Linked DNA regions of Homo sapiens: region 2 is linked to region 1. Evidence: chromatin loops called from intact Hi-C (ENCODE). Cell type or tissue: PC-9. All regions are shown on one strand. Each heading gives the region's core, and the rest is flanking DNA. Links, peaks and the distances in the headings are about the cores only.

Region 1 (5,938 bases), core at 583-5,582:
GCCTCGGCCCGCGCCCGGCGCCCTCGCCCTCGCCCTCGACCCGCAGCCATGGTGCCCGGGGTGCCCGGCGCGGTCCTGACCCTCTGCCTCTGGCTGGCGGCCTCCAGCGGCTGCCTGGCGGCCGGCCCCGGCGCGGCTGCTGCGCGGCGGCTGGACGAGTCGCTGTCTGCCGGGAGCGTCCAGCGCGCTCGCTGCGCCTCCAGGTGCCTGAGCCTGCAGATCACTCGCATCTCCGCCTTCTTCCAGCACTTCCAGGTACGGGGAGGCCCCCGCCCGGGTTCTTTCTGGGGCTGCGGCCGCGGCGTGGGCGCACCGGGGCGCGCGCCTCCCAGCCTGGGCTCGCAAAGTTCTCGGCCAGCGCCGCCGGCTGATCCTGGCTTCCCCTGGGCGTGGATCTTACAGTCGGGGTGCTGGAACTCTCCTTTCCAGCCTCTTCCCGGCTCCTGAAAAGAAAAAGAAGCCCGAGACATCTTGCCCCAACTCCCTCCTTCCCAGCAGGAAACCAAAGGCGATTTCCCTGGGGAGGGAGAGTCGTGGATGCTGGGAGTGGGTGTGTGGATGTGGCGGTTTCCCGGGAATTGGAGTGCGCGAGACTCCGGGCGGGCGGCGACTCCCGCAAAGTCCCAGGCGCTCCGGGGCACTGGGAGGGAGTCTGGGAGGCGCGTCCGGCTGCGCCTGGGGACCTCACCTCGAGCCCCAGCCCCGCAGGTGCCCGCGGGCCGACACTTTGTCTCTTTTGAAAGATGGTTTTCACTCTCTGAGGGCTCAGAGCTCGCTGCCCACCCTTGGAGCCCCAGCCAGGGTACTTGTGCCAAGTCGTGTTCCAGGGTGCGTGTATGCGCGTGTTGGGGGTGCGAGTGGCTGTGCGCGCCTCAATTCGGAACCCCAAAGATTCAAGGTCTTGCCCTGGACTAGCGTAGAGCGTCAGGGAAGAAGTGCCGGGGACAGGGGATTTGGCGGGGCCGTATTCGGATACTCCTCAACGAGTCCCGGGGGAACCGTCCCCCAAACCCCGAACGTAGGTTCTTTCAGCCTGAGGGTGGGGAGTATGTGTGTGTGCGCGCGCGCTTGTGTGGGAGGCTCCGGGAGCCGCGCGCTTGGCTCCAGCGGGTTGCCGGGACTCTGCCCTGTGGCGCGGACCCCCGCGGGACTTGCGCGAGGCTCCGGGTGCGGGTGGGCGCACGAGAGCAGGTTCCGGACTCAGCGCGAGCGAGTGCAGCTGCTGCCTGTACCAGCCCTGTCGAGCGTGCGAGCTCTGAAATCCTCCGCTTATTTTTCTCTTCTCTCATCCTTCTCTCCTTCTTCTTCTCGCCTCTATCCCTAGGTGCCCACCTGTTCCAAGTTCCCAATTTCTCGCTTCAGGGAAACTCTGGAGGGACCAAAAGGAGAAATGGGGGCTGGGGGGAGGGGTTCCCCTGGCTGGGCGGGAACTGGAAGCCAAACCCTTGGCTCTTAAACTGGGCGCCCCTCCTGCCAGAGCTGGGTCAAGGGGTGGGGGGGGGGGTCCCCCTAGAGGCCCTGGGAATTAAGCTGCCAGAGGAGGCCATATTAATAAGGGTGGAATGTGGAAGTGATTCCCCTTACCCTCGGGGATGATCTTGAACCGGCTGGTGAAGCTGGCGCGTTCGCGAGTGTGCAGTTGAGTTTGTTCTAAGTCGTAGAAGCAGCGTCTCGTGGGTGTCAGAGAAATGGGCACGCTCTGTAGTCCTTCTGCGTCTTCAGGGAATGGAAGACCCAGTGCTCACCTCCTGTGGTGAAATTACCCAGACATCCTGGACAGAGCCAGGAGAGGGCCGATCCCCAGGCACCTGGTTTCCAGCCCTCCGAGTCCTACCCTGAAAGTCACTCTCCTAAGATGCCACACTATTGTTTGAAACAACAGAAAACAAAACAAAACGGAGCAGCCTATTCCCAGGGAGAAAGAGTACCTTTTTTTTTTCTTTTTCTTGAATTGTCAGTGCTGTAATTTATTTGTTTTACAGTTTCAGTGGCTAAAGCACCAGCTTAGATGAAGCCAGTTCCCGTGAAAGGCTTTTCTTGTGGTCTCCTTGGCATGATTTCTCTTTGGAAGAAAAACTGCTGACAGAATGCACATTGCTAGACAATCCTGATTACATTTTAATTAGCTGGGGGTGAAATAAGCTGCAAATTACTCAGTTAAGACTTAATAAGTGCTGTGTTTGTAATCAATTGCAAAGCCATTCTGGGAGCCTTAACCCTAACCTGGTAATGCCTATCTGATTTATCTAAATTGCAGGGATTAAGTGTTTTTAAGATCTGAAAAGCCAGCAACACATTCTCCTTATAAAACCCCAAGCTTCCCTGTTCCCCACCGCTTGCCTTCCTTTTTTTTTTTTTTTTTTTTTTTTTTTAATAATTAGAAGGAAGATGGGCCGGGCGCAGTGGCTCATGCCTCTAATCCCTGCACTTTGGGAGGCCAAGGCGGGCAGATCATTTGAGGTCAGGAGTTTGAGACCAGCCTGGCCAACTTGAAATCCCGTCTCTACAAAAAATACAAAAATTAGCCTGGTGTAGTGGTGCATGCTGTAGTCCCAGCTACTCAGGAGGCTGAGGGAGGAGAATCCTTGAACCCGGGAGGCAGCGGTTGCAGTGAGCCGAGATCACACCACTGCACTCCAGCCTGGGTGACAGAGCAAGACTGTCTCAAAAAAAAAAAAAAAAAAAAAAAAAAAGGAAGGAAGGTGGAGCAATCAGTCTGCAGACAACTCATGACTGGGCTACGGGAAGTCTTAAGAAGATTGCTTTCCTACAGGGTCACCCCCGCCCCCAACTCCTGCAAATGAGCCCACCCATAAAGCTGTCTCTGGAGCAGGTGCCTGTTTCCATCTTCTCTTGCACGGTTTCAGGCCATGTTTAAGGATGGGAGAAGCTTGCCTGGCCTCCAGCCTGGATGCCCGCCAGGTATGTGGACTCTCAATTATGAAAGCTGTCAGGCCTTGCCTCAGGAGAGCGCAACCTATGCACTCATGGTGTAGGCAGTGACACAGATTCCCTGGGGCAGTGACCTGCTGTCGTCGGCCTGCAGAGGAAGCTGTCGTCTCATAGTCTGTGCCCCAGTTGTCCCCACTGTCCTCCACTGCCCAGCCCTTCAGCAACAAGACAGAAAAGCAGTGGGTAGATGTGCACACCTGACACCTCCAGGTCTGCAGGCTGTTTCTGCCCCACCTGCACAAAGTGGCTGTCAACCACGCCCAAAAACACAAGGGACTCAGTACTGAGGCATGGGGGTGGGAATGCAGACCAGGGATACCTGAGTAATCCAACACTGCTCTGACCTGGAAAGGAAGAAAGGAAGATGGGATGGAAACCCCATCATTTCACTACTGAATGCTGCCCTTCATTCACGAAAAGAAACAGTGCATGTTAGCACCTCCTGAAATATTAGTATCTGGCTCCAGGATGCTTTGTCCAGGTCATTTGGCATGGAGCTATTTCAGGCTCACAAGTAGAATACATATGTGCGGTTAGCAGAGTGAAGAGGAGCTGTGGGTCTGTGAGGTATGGAACAGGGAAGTGGGCTTTGGGGCTGTGCAGACCTGCTCTACACCCAGGCTCTGTAGCGTCGCGAATGGGTAGCTTGGGTGCATCACATCACCTTCCTGAATGTTAACCCTTCATATGCCCAGTGGGGGAGAGAAGCACCTGCCCTGCAAGATGCAATCAGGATGCAAAACATGTTGGGGTGATGCAGGTGATGGTAATACAGCAGCTAGCACTACCCGGAAGATTACTAAGGAGCAGCCACTCTTCTGGGTATTTTACAAGTACTACTCTTTTAATCCCCACAACACTCCTAGGAGGCAGCTACTAAATTAGGGAAGAACTCAGAGGTCTTGAAAAGTTGGCTCATCACACAGTTCATTGACGATTTAGCCGGGTTAATAGTGAGGATGGCTTCTAGCTTTTGGTTTTGTTTCTATTTTTAAGATTTTGTTGGTTAGCTGGATAATTTACTTCAGGACTGACTACCTAATTTTCAGGCCCTGGTGCAAAATAAAAACGTGGGGCCTCTTAGCAAGAAAAAAAGTGTTTGTTAAAGGAAATAAGATATAAAACGTTTTCCTTTCTTCTGCCACTTGCTTCTGTTAACTTGTCATGGTGTTTTAAATTTCCTATCCATGTTGTTCTCAGTGAAGAAAATTTTAAAGTTTAATTTTAGCATGACGCTAACTCTTCTTCTTTATATTGTGCAATGCCAGCTTTACATGTAAATATCAGAGCACTTAATTCCTGGAGGGAGCCCTGAAATGGCCAGAGGGTCCAACAGGCCAGACTCGGGAATGGTGGAAGGAGGAAGAGAAGGCTCCCCCAAGGCTTTGGGGTGTGCCCAGGGAACACTCATGTCTCACAGGCACCTAGGGCCTTGGGCTCAGACACATGTGCTCAGGCATGATGCTGGCCAGGTCCCCTCTTTTGCCTGCTGCTGCACCCGGGGATTGTACTCTTGCCTGGCACAGGTCCTCTGGAAATTGAGCCAGGTGCCTCCCCTTCATAGGCCAGCTGCTCCTGCCCCCAGCAGATGGGCAGCTCCCAGGTTTATTGCATCCTCCTCAGTGGATGTGCCATTCCAGTGTCTCAGAATCGTGCTGGCCACCCACCAAACACACCATCATGCTACTAGCATGGAATGGGGACAGACACAACCATACCATGGGACACTGTATGACATGCATATGGCCAACCCTGATCTTCCCTACACCCATGCCCGGTCCCTGCAGGGACCATAGTGGGCAGGGATCATGTGATGGGAGGTGGGGAGCAGAAGGCCAGTGGGGCCTGAGGTGCCAGGTGATGGGGGAATGGGCGGTGAGAACCTGTCCTGGAGAGGTGAGGGTGCGGTGGGAGTCAGGATTGGTTCTGAGCTGACATGTCCACTCTCCAGTGAGTACTGCAGTGTGCTATTGACTCTTACATACAAAACTCAAACTCAAAGAATTTCAGCATGGCCATTGCAGAGCATACCCCAAGCCTAGGTCCTCTTGTGAGCATATAGTGGACTGCACTGTTCATACGTCTGTGAAACTGACCTAATTTGCTTTGTTTGTATGTCAAAGATTCAGCCATCTGGGAAAGTTTAAACCTACTTTGGAGTGGCGGTTCCTCATAGGGTCACCTGTAATGTTAAAGGGTACGATGCTGACATATGCTCACTTAGGGAGAAACATCTCTCCTCTTATGTTCTCAACTTCTCTAGAAGATTAAAGAAGAAGGAAAGGAGGGAGGTGGTGCCTGAGATAAGCCCTGTCTCTTTATAGGTGACTCTTGATGCATTTGAGAGTGACTTCATGCCCTATGCTTCATCTTGGACACTCCTGCTCCTCTGACCTCCTCTGGGTCTGCCCATGATGGCACAGGTGTAGCTGAGTCTTAAGCTCTAAACATAATCAGTTCCCTAAGCATGGGCAGGCTTGGGACCTGCCATTGGCAATCTCAGCATTGGCAGGCCTGGGACCTGCTCTTTGTCTGCCTGTGTTTTCTCAATGGAGGCTCAAAACAGTAGGGTTTGAGGAAAAGTAGTAGTCCGTGGGCAAGTGAGGCGGGATGTGTGTGTATGTGTGTCTGTGTCTTTGCCAGATTTCAGAATGCCCAGGGAGAAAGTGGATGGGATCCTGCTGGAAGACTAATAGCAGGTTGCTGGCAGCTTGGCCCTAGGGTTCCAGAATTGTACTGATGTTAAGAGATTCTTCCTTAATGGGACGTTATTCGCCCTATAAAGTACCACCGATAGGCTCCCTTTGGTAGCTGATTAGAGATCAGAGGCTCTTCCTAGCAGTAATTGGAAGCTGTTTGTTTTGGCAAAAAGGAGAATGAAGCTGGTGATGAGATCATTCCACTTAGAGGGCCAGCCTCTCCTCCAAGGCAAAGTAAACAAACAATTAGCGCATCAAAACCCCAGCAGCTACAAATCAGCCCCAGG
Region 2 (5,938 bases), core at 442-5,441, 460 kb after region 1:
ATTCAGTTATGCTATATGCCCAATAATTATGAAAATAAATACATTCATGGCTGAAGATTAACTACTTCATCTTCCACAGTGGAAAGAAAGAAGTAAATCATAAATGATTTAAGGCAGCATTTTTTTCCCCAAACCCTTCTATCTAGGGATAATAAGAGAACAAAAGCGTTTTGCAGTTTGTTTCTCTCTTTTAAATTTTTTAAAAGTAATTTTTAGTCACTGATAAAAATAAATATTTTTTTCACCTTTCACATTTTTTTTTTTCAAATTGCTGATTGGGGAGGAAACAAAAAAAATTTTAATCACTTGTCATTTTACATGCATGTGAAATTTGGATCTTACATGCATGTGAAATTTGGATTAAAAATTGTAATACAAGTGCTATCACTGGATAAAGTTTGAATCCCACAAAATATTTCCATATATTAAGCTATTTGAGGGAATAATATTTCTGAAAAGTGAGTGCTAAGCTTTGTTTAAAGTGGTATTCATGATTCAAAATAAATCTGAAACAACATAAGTAATCTTAAGGGATTTGAAAGCATCAAAGATAAATGGCTGTTAGTTTCTTGTTTTTGTCAAGGTATTCAGTTGGCCTCCTTTCAATTGTTCCATTGGTTTGGATTTAAAGGCTCAAAATATGACATTCTTCCAAACTGATGAACTATACCAGAGCATATAACTTACTTTATCTTAGTTGAAAATGTTGTACATCTGTACAAAATTTATATTTGGATTTTCTTTTTTATATGCTTAGAATAGCTTTAGTTTTATGATTATGCTATGTAAGGCTAGGGAAACTTGATAGTTTAGTCTCAGTATGACCCAAATAAAGGAGATTATTTTAACCTTGTTTTTGGTTTTGTTTTGTTTTTCCCTCAGAATAGAATAGAATTAGGTGGGTTAAAAAAAACACCAATGATGGATATCTCCATCAGTGTCATTTTTTGGCGACAACCTCGAAATATTCTCAGTTAGTAGATTTAGAACTGTTACAGATTGCAAAATGGCCACACAGCTTTGCAGCTCCTTTATCATAGACGGAGCCTATTTTCCCAGCCCTTGCAACTTCCTCTCACACCAGGAACTCATCTGCCACTATGTGAACAGACACCAGCTTCCTGGGGTTTGAGAGACCACATGGAGCAAGTCTCCAGCCATCCCATATGGCTCCTGTCCCAGCTGTCTCAGCAGAGGCCCAAACACATGTGAGCCTAGCAGCCTAACAGCACTATGTGGGGCCATCCACAGAACCACAGCAGGTGAGCACAGTCCTAATTGTTGATCCAAATAATTATAAGAAAACACATGGTGGTTGTCTAAGTGACTACGTTTTCATTAAAAGTTCAAAGATACAAAACCAATACATTTTGTCTATTTTCTTTTATTACAGTCACTAGAGGTTTTAACATCTAACTTCCATTGTTTCACATGTACCTTTTACAAGCCCACCTTTTTAACCTTCTCTTTCACTTTGTATAAAAGGTAAATGTCATCCTCCACCATTTCTGTTCTCTCACACCCATTCCCCAGATAATTCTATTATAGCTTAAATCTACCCTCCTCTCCATTTTCAACCTACTAGGCACAGCCCTAGTTTGCACTTCCATTGTCTTCTACTTGCATTAATGTAACAGCCTCCTAAACACACTTCTTAAATACAACACTTTCTCTCTCATTTGCATCGTGTTGACATGTTTTGCCTATAGAACCATCTTTCTGAAATATCAAACTGCACATCTTGCTCTCTTGCCTGTATCCTTCAATGGTTCCCATTGCCTGTGAGTAAGTCCCAGGCTCAGAATAACATACGGACCCTAGATATCTTTTAGTTGTCATTTCCTACATCCACATCTGACATTCTATATAGTCCAGACATAAAGAATTACTCCAAACTAAGAATGATCAGTAAATTGTTCATGTAGAATCTGGACTATAATGTTCCCATCATTCTCCTTCTGTATAAATTCTGTTCATCCTCAAAATTCATAATCCCTAGAAAGACTTCCCTGATTATAAACTCACTCCATTTTCTGCTCTCAGTATAACTATTAAATAAGTTATATCTGGTTATGCAAAATATAATGATTGAAGTATATGAGGCATAGTCTTTTTGACTCTTAAAGCCGTGAAAATCTTCATCCTTTAAGGCAATCTTTAATTTACAAAAGAGTCATAGCTAATTTGGCATCAATCAGGTCAGTAAAAAAAGAAATTAAAAAATTTATTGACAAATGAAATTGTACAAGTTTGTGGTGTATGACATGATGTTTGGAAATATGTATCCATTGTGAAATGGCTAGATGAAGTCAATTCCATGTGCATTACCTCACATACTTATCATGTGTTTGTGGTGAAAATGCTTAAAATCTACTTTTATCAATTTTAAGTATATGGTACATTGTATTACTTATAGCCACCATATATTGTACAACAGGTCTCTTGAACTTATTCCTTATGTCGAACTGAATTTTGTATCCTTTGGCCAACATCTCACTGATCTTACCTCCCTCCCTCCAGCCCCTGGCAACCACCTTTCCACTCTTGGCTTCTATGAGTTTGATGTTTTTAGATTCCACGTGTAAGTGAGTCCATTTGGTATTGAAGAAAATGATTTTACCTGGTGAATTTGCCAACAGAAAAGGAATAACTGAAATATTGCTATTTGAATTTTTGGACAATTTATTTAAAGTCTCAGGACCCATTTTCTTCATTCATAGAAAACAAAAATAATATTTACTTTGTCTGGTATATTCTATGTGAAAGTATTTCGGTGGTGTCTGGGACATATTTTTCCAGTGAATATCAGTCATCTTTTCCTTGATGTGACTCATAAACTAGTTCTGATATCACTTAAAACAAACAAACAAAAACGGTTTTGACACTCGTTGGGGCTGTGATAACATTTTTGAAATACCCGTGTCGCCACTCACAGGGACCAGTTTGAAGGAAAATACTCATTTGCATGTGTAAGTTCTCACCTTATTTTTTCAATAGTTGTCATGTGAGGTAGATTGCATTCCAGATACCTTGTCTGTAGATATGGGGCTGACTAGGGATTGGTATTTATGACATTCAAAGGGAAGTCTGTGAGAGGTCAGTCCCTTCTGCTGGTTCTAATTGTTACTCACCTGAAATAGTTTAGGAATGAGAAGGTTTAAGGACCTACCAAAATTAGGAATGCCTTCCCTTCCTAGACAGGCTGCAATGTTTTGAGACTGAGGTATCTGGATACCCACAGTGAGAAAACAATCCAAAGCTTTTTATGTTTGGGAATTAAGAACTGGTACCTGTGCCACTTCCACATCCCTGTTGAAGGTGGGAGGCTGCTATTGATGTATTCCTGGACCCAAGTCAGGAATGTTTTATGCAGCGTTCATCAACAGGTATTCATATGCTCTCCATGGGCAAGACTGGAAACCTACTTCGAATTCCTCTAAGCAGCTAGAATCCTTCTAACACTGAAGAACTAAAATTTATATTCTCCAATAGAATCAGTGAACATCAACTACCCATGCTCTTTTGACAAGAAGACACGTCCCAGAGAAATTCTGCAACACACATTCTTCCCTTGTTGTGCAATTCTCTTTCTTTATTACTCTATTTTGTAGAATGCATATAAATCGTAGGAGTTCCCTGCTCAGGCATTTCCATGTATTACATAAAGGAGAGGAAAACAGATATGCCTAGGGGACTCCTCAAGGCTCTCTCGAGAGACAGGATTTGTAGAAGATTGTTGAGAGCATGGGAGGCTTGGCAGCCTGAGTTCACTAATGGGTTGTTAAGATTTAAATGTTCATATGTGAAATGGCTCGACTGTTTTTATGTGAGATGGTTCTATAATTCATATGTAACATTTTGTCACTTTGATTATTTTCCCAGAAGAAGTTATATACATAGAGATTATCTTTTCATTAACACTGGACATGCAGTTGCTTGGAAGAGAGTTCCTTATTCAGCCTTTGTTTCTTTTATTGTTATAGATTTATTCGGGGATTTAACTTCTTGAATCAACTTTGACACTACTTTTATTTCATCAATCTCTTTCCTTGTTTTTCATAGCGTTTTGAGCTTGGTTTTGCTTCAGCTGATATTGATTCTTTTGGGTTTTTTTGTTTTGTTTTGTTTTTGTTTTTGTTTGTTTTTTTGTCTTTGCCTGATACAATCTGGTCCATGCCCCTCTATTTAGCCTTTCTTTGTCATTTGGTGTTACATGTGATAGTTTTGGTAGAAAAAACATTGCTGGACTTAGTACATTAAGCTAGTTAATTGCCTTTGCCTTTGAAAATTTCATTCTGTTTACTTTTAGAATGATAGCTGATATGTTTCCTTGTATTTCTTTCATCTTATTTTATATTTATTGTGTGCATTGTTATTGAGGTACTATTTCCAAAAGGCAAAACACAAATTTTGAGTATGATGTTCAGCAATTTTTTTTTTTACATAGGAGCATATGCAGGCAACTATCACCCAGATCAAGATATATAGGACATTTCCATTATCAAAAAAGGTTTCTCATGCTCCTACCCAGTCGACAATCCCTTCCCTAAGATAATCACTATTCTTTTTTTTTTAAATTATACTTTAAGTTCTAGGGTACATGCGCACAACGTGCAGGTTTGTTATATATGTATACATGTGCCATGTTAGTGTGCTGCACCCATTAACTCGTCATTTACATTAGGCATATCTCCTAATGCTATCCCTCCCCCCTACCCCCACCCCACGACAGGCCCTGGTGTGTGATGTTCCCCTTCCTGTGTCCAAGTGTTCTCATTGTTCAATTCCCACCTATGAGTGAGAACATGCGGTGTTTGGTTTTTTGTTCTTGCGATAGTTTGCTGAGAATGATGGTTTCCAGCTTCATCCATGTTCCTACAAAGGACATGAACTCATCCTTTTTTATGGCTGCATAGTATTCCATGGTGTATATGTGCCACATTTTCTTAATCCAGTCTATCATTGATGGACATTTGGGTTGGTTCCAAGTCTTTGCTATTGTGAATAGTGCCACAATAAACATATGTGTGCATGTGTCTTTATAGCAGCATGATTTATAATACTTTGGGTATATACCCAGTAATGGGATGGCTGGGTCAAATGGTATTTCCAGTTCTAGATCCTTGAGGAATCGCCACACTGTCTTCCACAATGGTTGAACTAGTTTACAGTCCCACCAACAGTGTAAAAGTGTTCCTATTTCTTTGCATCCTCTCCAGCACCTGTTGTTTCCTGACTTTTTAATGATCGCCATTCTAACTGGTATGAGATGGTATCTCATTGTGGTTTTGATTTGCATTTCTCTGATGGCCAGTGATGATGAGCATTTTTTCATGTGTTTGTTGGCTGCATAAATGTCTTCTTTTGAGAAGTGTCTGTTCATGTCCTTCGCCCACTTTTTGATGGGGTTGTTTATTTTTTTCTTGTAAATTTGTTTGAGTTCTTTGTAGATTCTGGATGTTAGCCCTTTGTGAGATGAGTAGATTGCAAACATTTTCTCTCATTCTTTAGGTTGCCTGTTCACTCTGATGATGGTAGTTTCTTTTGCTGTGCAGAAGCTCTTTAGTTTAATTAGATCCCATTTGTCAATTTTGGCTTTTGTTGCCATTGCTTTTGGTGTTTTAGACATGAAGTCCTTGCCCATGCCTATGTCCTGAATGGTGTTGCCTAGGTTTACTTCTAGGGTTTTTATGATAACTACTATTCTTAATTTTGTCACCATAAATTAGTTTTGCCTGTTGTAGTTTCTGATGTAAATGTCTATCATCAGTATGTAGTGTTCTGTGTCTGTCTTCTTTTACTCAATATAAGATTTTTGGTATTTATGAGTGTTGTCACATGTATTGCTTGTTTGTTCCTCTTTATTTCTAGGTGGTATTTAGTTGTATGTATGGCTATACGAAAGTTTTTAAATTCATTGCCCAGGTAATGGATATTT

The links. A loop is a pair of places that touch in the nucleus more often than their neighbours do. Peaks named below come from ENCODE experiments on the same cell type or tissue, not always from the same donor. Only the 100,000 strongest peaks of a DNase experiment are listed, where the experiment ranks them.
Region 2: it touches region 1 in a loop (22-fold over the local background); 1 of 110 quality-filtered maps calls a loop at or near these places.

The regions. Positions count from the first base shown.
Region 1 is chrX:8,726,147-8,732,084 of GRCh38, reverse strand. It overlaps ANOS1 (anosmin 1), which reads left to right. Exons shown (of 14, transcript NM_000216.4): 1 at 1-255. The coding sequence starts at 49. Among named protein-coding and RNA genes, the nearest start is that of ANOS1, 3.0 kb to the left of the region's middle. RefSeq lists enhancers at 3,042-3,542, 5,092-5,938 and a silencer at 5,763-5,938. In PC-9, for the core only: a CTCF peak has its summit at 3,039 (motif pointing right); a DNase peak (open chromatin) is centred at 2,974.
Region 2 is chrX:8,270,724-8,276,661 of GRCh38, reverse strand. All of the region lies in intron 2 of LOC107985675 (a long non-coding RNA gene), which reads right to left. Among named protein-coding and RNA genes, the nearest start is that of VCX2, 100 kb to the right of the region's middle. In PC-9, for the core only: no CTCF peak of the experiment used is centred there; DNase peaks (open chromatin) are centred at 2,301, 2,991 and 3,591; H3K27ac peaks cover 2,936 bases.